2 separate regions of the Homo sapiens genome follow, and region 2 is linked to region 1. Evidence: chromatin contacts called from ENCODE Hi-C or POLR2A ChIA-PET data. All regions are on one chromosome and are shown on one strand. Each heading gives the region's core, a stretch centred on a gene start or an enhancer-like site at or near the end of the contact. The rest is flanking DNA. Distances are from core to core; before and after follow the strand shown. Region 1 holds the start of LINC00900 (long intergenic non-protein coding RNA 900). Region 2 has its middle 52 kb from the start of LINC02698.

The links. A loop is a pair of places that touch in the nucleus more often than their neighbours do. ChIA-PET counts read pairs that join two places held with the same protein, here RNA polymerase II (POLR2A). Pooled maps may share reads with other maps.
Region 2: a loop to region 1 is called in a map of gastrocnemius medialis, with 4 times the contacts of the local background. The contact joins the enhancer-like site here to the promoter of LINC00900 in region 1. A Hi-C loop is called at or near these places in 1 of 168 maps with a recorded cell type or tissue (gastrocnemius medialis) and 1 of 50 pooled maps. POLR2A ChIA-PET finds 5 or more read pairs at or near these places in 2 of 52 experiments (AG04449 and H1).

What each region holds. Positions count from the first base shown.
Region 1 is chr11:115,757,984-115,761,652 of GRCh38, reverse strand. It overlaps LINC00900 (long intergenic non-protein coding RNA 900), which reads left to right and starts at 1,453. Exons shown (of 3, transcript NR_034148.1): 1 at 1,453-1,623; 2 at 3,401-3,512. All of the region lies in intron 2 of LINC02698 (long intergenic non-protein coding RNA 2698), which reads right to left. RefSeq lists enhancers at 1,859-2,393, 3,573-3,669.
Region 2 is chr11:115,605,464-115,609,045 of GRCh38, reverse strand. No RefSeq gene overlaps it. Among named protein-coding and RNA genes, the nearest start is that of LINC02698, 52 kb to the left of the region's middle. Within about 2 kb of position 2,010, at least 2 of the 41 ENCODE cell types and tissues checked have a DNase peak (open chromatin) inside an H3K27ac peak, as active enhancers do.

The DNA of each region.
Region 1 (3,669 bases), core at 204-2,703:
CAAACATACTGGATCCTGAATCTGTGGGCAGACATCTGAGTACAGCACTTCCCCTACCAGTAAAAGGGAGGTGCTAGTGCCCTCCTAGCCCAATTAGGGCAGGCTCCGTAGCTGGGTGGGGCTGAGCTTGTAGGAAAAGGCCTACTAGGCAGTGCCCTGCAGGGCTGGGCAAGCCAGGACTGATGGCTGGGCCAGGTGAGAAAGATTTCCTGCTGTATTTGCAGACTGAATATGTGTCTGGGGCTAGGGGCTGAGCTGCTGCCAGCACCATCTGACCTCAAGGATCCCCCTAGTCAACAAGCAGCAAGAACAGGAGACTCCAGAGGCTCCCTCAGCTTTGGAGATAGCTCTGCAAACAAAACTCAGTTTTTAGGGGTTAATCCTCAGCCCCAGGAGGAGGCAGTGGGCCTCCTCTGAAGGGCAGAGTCAGCAAGTGGGCTGAGACTAAAGGAAAGGCCCAAGACTGCAGGCCTGAGATTAGTTTGGCAGCAGCTCCAAAGAGCAGCCCTTGAATCGCAGGGATTGTCTGAGCCCTCAAAAGCACTGGCTGCCTCCCACCAGCCTAGCTAATGGGGCTGAGCTGCTGGGGCCATGACCTCTGTCTACCCGGCTGATGGTCTGCTGCTCTGAATCTCACTCCCCCAGCACCCAGCAGGACCAAGGGCTCTGTCTAGCTTATGTGCATCGTGCCCTTGCATGTTTTCAGCACCTACTATGCGCGCAGCATCACACCTCCCCATCCACCTGCCTCCTGTTACTCTCACCAGCACGCTCAGTCAACCCTTGGGCTAATTAGTGATTAGGTCTACAGTAAGCATGCATGGTGGGGTGCAGAGAGTGGGGTGGCCAGCGGGTGATGAGTGAGGGGAGAAGAGAACAGGAGATAGGAGGTCATGGTCTGACCTTCTTCCAAAGCCCGGAATCCCTGAGTCTGTCTCTGGCAGCTGTGAAACAGAGGGAGCATGGGATCTGAACCGTGCCGCCATCTGGGAGGTCACACACACTCACAGCCAAACCCCCGGAAGGAAACTCGGGCTGAAATACACCGTTTGCTGAAGAGCAGGGCTGGGCACTGGTTTCTCTGCGTTCTGAATTTCTAGAAAGGGTAGGGTCTCCGTTGCCAGGCGGCGTCTGCCACCTCTTCCCACCGCGGCCCCTCCAGCCCTCCACCCCTTCCCCTGGGAGACCCCCTGTGAGGACCCTCAGCAAACTTCTGCAAAACCTGACGGGCCCTGGGTGCAGGGTGGTGTGGACGCAGATCTTTCAGGCCGAGGGGGGGGCGGCGGGAGGGTGGGCGTGGAGGTGCGAGAGGCGCGCAGCCTCCGCCTGCCCAGCTGTCTCTGCGGACCCCGCCGAGGGAGGGAGAGAAGCGCTAGGAAAAGGAAGAGGAGAAGGAGCTCGAGCGGGAGGCAAGCGAGAGGCTCTTTTGCTCCTCCCAAAGCAGGGGGCGGCTCCACTGTGCTTCTGATGACCCGGCCGCCGCCGCCGCCCTGCAACCGCTCCCCGGGACCCCTCAACGCTGACACTGATGACCCGCGGCGGGGGCGCTGGGCGCGGGGTGCGCAGGCCACTGGCCGCGGGCTCTCGGGCCCGCTCCTGCCGCCGGCTTCTGCTGCTTCCGCGGTAATGACACTCGGCGGAGCGGCCGCCATCTCTTCTGGTACTTTCACTGGAGGAGGGAAGGGTGGGGAGAGCCCTCTGTCCACCCCTGCCCTGCCCTGGCGCTGGTCCGCCACTGCCCGCTGCTCTCGCGCTGGTCCGCAGCTCAGCCGAGCAGCTCCCTTCATCTGGCCTCCCAGACCCTCACTCAGCCGCGAGAGGAGGAGCTCCGGCGACCTCGGGCCTTCCCTTAGGGTCTGCGCGGCCCTTACCCCAAACCCGCCCAAGGTAGAGGCGTGAAGGGGCCGGCGGCGATGCAGAGGCGGGAAGCGCATTGGGGAGGCGAGGCTGGAGAAGGGGACGCAGGGAGGCGGGGGGTGGACCCCCAGCATACTCCAGGAGCCGGCAGGAGCCAAACCCCAGCCCTCCACACAGGTATTCCTGCGGACCACGAGGTGCCACCCGTCCCTGGTCGCAGAAAAGACGAAGGGAAGGCCCAGCTTCCCTACCTCTACCTCCCATGCCGGGCGCCCAGCCTGCTCAACTGAACCCCAAGCCGCAGGTTAACCCTGCTCCAGCTTCTCCCCTTGGCTATGGGCAAACTCCTTTTCTCTTTCCCATTGAGAACCACCGCTCAAATTCGGAGGGCTTTCCTCCTTGGTGCTCAGAGCTCCCAAGATGGGTGATTCTCTGCCAGGGGTCCTTAGCTACCCACTTTGGACAAGGATGGACAGATGTTTTCTCAAGCTTGCCTAAAGCACAGCTTCTAAACAGATGAGCCCTCCCCACGTTCCCCGCAGATTGTCTGGCCTTCGAGGAAATAAAGATGACCGTAGCCAAGCTGCCCTGCTCCGCACAAAGGACCCTGGGCGCCCCATCCTTAACTCCCCTGCCTTATGCTTGAGATTAGCATATCCACCCAGCAACTCCTCTGCTCCAGACTTAACTTGACCACTGCAGTCCACACCGACTCTCCTATCCACCAGAACTGTGCACTTAAAATCTGCTGCACACAATCCCATACTTGCTTGAGTCTGGCTTTGTTCTCCAATAGTTTCAAATGCCTGTTTGACTCCCCCCGCCACCCCCACAGAGATAAGGTCATCACAAGCAGTAACTACTGCTTTGCTTGTTTTGATTCCCACAGAGCCGAGCATAGATTGATGTGGCATAAGTGCTCAATAAATGCCCATGGACTTGGCTAATGGATGGACTTGCAGGGGACACTGCCCCATCAGGAGAGAAAGGTAGCCTTACTCTCATCTGCCCCACCAAGAGGAACCTAAGGTCCTATTTCCTGGGGGTGTCTCAAAAATCGGCAGAGTCGTTCTCCCCCCACCATCCCTCCTTGCCTCCACTCCCCTCGGCCTTCTGGATCCCCGTGGGTTTGGAGAGGCCGATGCTTGTGGCTCTTACCAACATCAATTTGCAGTCTCCAGGATGCAACTTCACCCTATGCTGCGTTCATAAATTAATCTCCTGGGATTAGATTCTGTGTTTTAGTAACACTCCTGAGGCATTGTATTTACACATTAATAATAAAAGAAAAAAAGTGAGACAAGTTCTGACAACTTTCAATAACATTCAGAAATAAAGTGCGAGGCACGGAAGTGTCCAAAGTTAATTAAAAGCATTTGGTGCTGACGGGGGCTGGGGGTGTTGCCTGCCTAGCTCTGACAGGTGCTGTTTCTGAAATGCAATTTTCCTGTCTATAATGTACCTGATGCCTGCAGAAAAGGAGAAACCGAAATAAACTGAACTGGCAGCATGAGCTTGAATTTTCTCTTGTTTTGTTTTACAGTGCCGTGGACACTGCCAGAATTTGTCAAAGGTCCTAGGAAGAAAAGGCTCTTTCACCCCTCCCCTCAATGAACAGATGGCGTGTTTGGACTGTTCGCATTCGCTCCTCATAGGTGGGATCCTGGAGGAAGTTAAGGGGTGCTCCGTTCCCTGGGGATGGGACAGCAGCTCGCCTTTTTACTAATAGCTATAAGGGACTGTCAGACATTTACCTGACTAGACCTTCACCTCAGAGCTCAGAAGGGGAACAGCTCCAGAACTAAAAGAGAG
Region 2 (3,582 bases), core at 761-3,260, 150 kb after region 1:
TCCAGCCCTGACAAGTTTGAAAACTTGCAGAATGAGGAGGAGGGCACAGGGATCAGGAGGCTTCCAGGAGGTAAGGAGCTGGTCTCCCCCTGCTTAGAATGTAAGGACATGCCTGGTGCTGTGGTTCCCAAATGCCAGTCCCATAAGGGGGACTTGGGAAGCCTGTTAAAAATATTGAAAACCTTGGCCACCCCTGAGAATTCTGATTCCATACATCTATCCCATACATCTAGTGTGGGAATCTGTATATTTAATGAGCACCTTAGGTGATTCCTATCCATGGGTTTGGGAGAGGAGATTGCTCAGACAAAAGCAGAGAAGCATGGCCTCCAACCTGCTGCATAGATATAAGTGGTTTCTTTTGTCCATCCATAAAATGGGAAGGAGAGTCCCCACTCACACCTTCTGGCCCCCCTAATGGGTCAATGAAGACAAACAAAAACAAATGACTCAGAAGAGGCACTGCACTCCTCTGAAGATGCTCTGTGTATCTGGGGTAGTATTAATTCAGGTTTTGATTATTGTCAGTTCTATCACTGAGTCCTGGAGGGAAGGGATGATCTGAAATAGCCCCATCCACGTGTGCCCAAAAGTGACCCTCTAACCCCTTGCCCACCTTTTGCCAGCCCACCCGAGACACATACCCCAGCAGCTGACCCCCATTCTGGATTCACCCTGGATTTAAGGCCACCAGGGAAGTAATTAAAGATAATTGAGGCTGCAACTTCTAAATGAAGAAATACTGCCACCCAGGCAGTAATTAATCACCTCCTCCACCCTCCCCCACCCACCATCCAAACCCCCCTTTGGTTCAAACCAAACTGGGTCTTTATATCCACATGTTCAGGCAGACTTCCAATTCTCCCAAAACCCTTGTCATGATTGGCAGTCTTTCATTACCAACATAGCTCAACCACAATGCTTAACATTCCATTTTGCTCCCTACTTAACATTTTTTGATGTGCACTGAAAGCAACAGAAGTCCCCACCCAGGGCTTCTGACCGTCTCACTTCCCTAAGTCTACTATGGAACACTCCAAAAAAGATAAAGAGTGACGCTCCCCAGTTGGTAAATGTCAACCATCTAGGTTTTCTGCACAAGCGCAGGGTTTTACGTGCCCCACACTATTCTAAGCTGATCACATAGATAACCCATCTGGTCATGGCCTGCTTTCCCTCCCAGGGTGGGCAAAGGATTATAGCTGTTTTAACGCTGGGAGACTCAGAGCTTGTAAAGAGCCTGTGCTCTGAACAGGGGGACAGTTACATAAGTCCACGGAGCTCTGGCACTGCAGGACAGCGGGCTCCACGTGGCTTCTAATTACAGGGAGGCTGATGGCCACGGTTGAAGATACTGTCACAGGACCCGGGTCTCAGCCCGCTGATGTCCCGCCAGCCATTGCACTAAGACGGAAATTAAGCACAGTGTCATGGCCATTTAGGACATTAGGAACGGAAGGCACCCAAGAGCTGCTTCCTGGCCCTTTGCCCACCTTATTAACAAGGTGCAAACGAGGACCTCGGCTGGGAGAGGGAAACAGCTGGAGAAAAGAGACCTTCTCTGCAGGTAGAGATATAAGGAGAGGAAGGGGATGCAGGGAGGCTGTGTCCCAAATCACCTTGGCTGAGAAGAAAATTGGCTTGATAAATGAGAAAAAAAATAATCAACTTCTGATGAAACTGTTTAAGGAATATTTTCTAGGTTGCAAAGTTTCTCGAGTTCCTGAATTTGCACTCTGCCCTCTGAACACACACACACACACACACACACACACACACACACACACACAAAATTGGGGGATGGTCATGAGGGGGTCTGGGGAAAGAAATAGGACCAAGCAACATCCGCGTTCTTTGACTCCCACCTCTCATCATTTGTAATTTGTTTGAAACCTTCAGGCTAGTGGCTCTCTGCAAGGCTTCACCAGCCTGCCAAGTTCTCTAGCTCAGAATCTGGGGAAATCCTGGCCTTGGCTGGAATCCAACCCTGGATACCAGGGCTATCTGCTAAATAAAGACCACAAGCCCCAGTGCTGGGGGATGGACGGGAGCTGCTGTGAGCTCGCCCCCACTCCACTTCCACACTCCCCTACACACTCCCTATTTCCTCTCTCCTCAGTGAGCCCGACCTTTATTTCTGGCAATTGTCCTGGCTAAATGACTGATGAGGTTTCTCTTAGAAAATGTAAAAAGTCACACAGATTTGGGTAACTTGGCAAAGAGAATAAATGCCATGGTTGCCCTCTGCCTCTTCTTCACCTCCTTCTCATGGACACACACTCCAAGGTGCTTTCTTCACTTCTGGCCCAAGGCAGGTCAGAGTCAGGAGGACCCTGGGAGCCGCCACGCAGCCGGCCCGAACCTTCTGCGCAGGGCCAGGCTTTCTCACTTCTTTGCCAACAGCTGCAGCAGAGGTGAACTGGGACATGGGAAACACCAGCTCCCTTTGGAGAGAGGAAAAAAATTAAAAAGCCCGTTTTTCTGTCCTGTCAGGTCTATTTAAGTATTTAATGAGGTGAGATAGTACCAATAAATTTAACATGGCACAATAACTCTGATGATGTGGGCCACAGACTAATAAGCTTCCATCCCGGGGACAGAAGATTGATCTTGCCTTCGCTAGATCTTATCGGGTTTGATTGCTTTGTTCAGATATTAAAAAGGTTGAGCAAGGACTTTCAGGCACTGCCACAAATCTGTGCGTATCCTCCCAGCCAAGATAGATTGAAGCCAGGCCGTGGAATACAAGGCTGTTTATTTTAATTGACAATCGAGAGGAGTGGAATAAGTGGAAGGTGGAGGGTGGAGGGTGGGTGAGGAGCCACAGGGGTCCCTGTGATTGGGTGGTTTGCGTGTGTTTTCCCCCTCTCTTCGGACTCTATGGCAGACCTTCAAATCCCAGGCGCTATCCAATTGAGTGTCTGCTCCTGAGGCTTCAAAGAGTCTCTTCCTTGTGTGTCTTGAGTCAGGAGACAGGCCATTGACCCATGTGTCACCTGTAATTTTCATCCTCGCCTCCCGGGGAATGAGACCTGCTGCGGACGTTTCCCAGCCACTTGTGTCCAGCCCCGAGGCTCGTCCCATTTTTGCAGTCTGTCCTCTCCTTCTGCAGATTGATGGGATGCGTGCTGGAGTCCTTTGAGGTCAGGGACCACATGACTCACTTCTAATTCCCCCACAGCACCAAACACAGATCAGAACTTCTAAAGTGTGATATATATATATTAGAGGGTAAGTGAAATAATTGTACATGGTATATGTGTGAACATTTTAAAGTTAACGTTTAGCTATATTAATGTGTATTGTATTATATAAATATAACTAATATAAGACACTTAATTTCACAGATATTATTACTCAGGATAAGGCTAAGGTAGAACATAAGTTTAAAGATGAGTCACGTGGCTGGGCACAGTGGCTCACACCTCTAATCCCAGCACTTTGGGAGGTCAGGAGATCGACACCAGCCTGACCAACATGGTGAAACATTATCTCTACTAAAAATACAAAAATTAGCCAGGCGTGATGGCACATGCCTGTAATCCCAGCTACTTTGGAGGCTGAGGCAGGAGAATTGCTTGA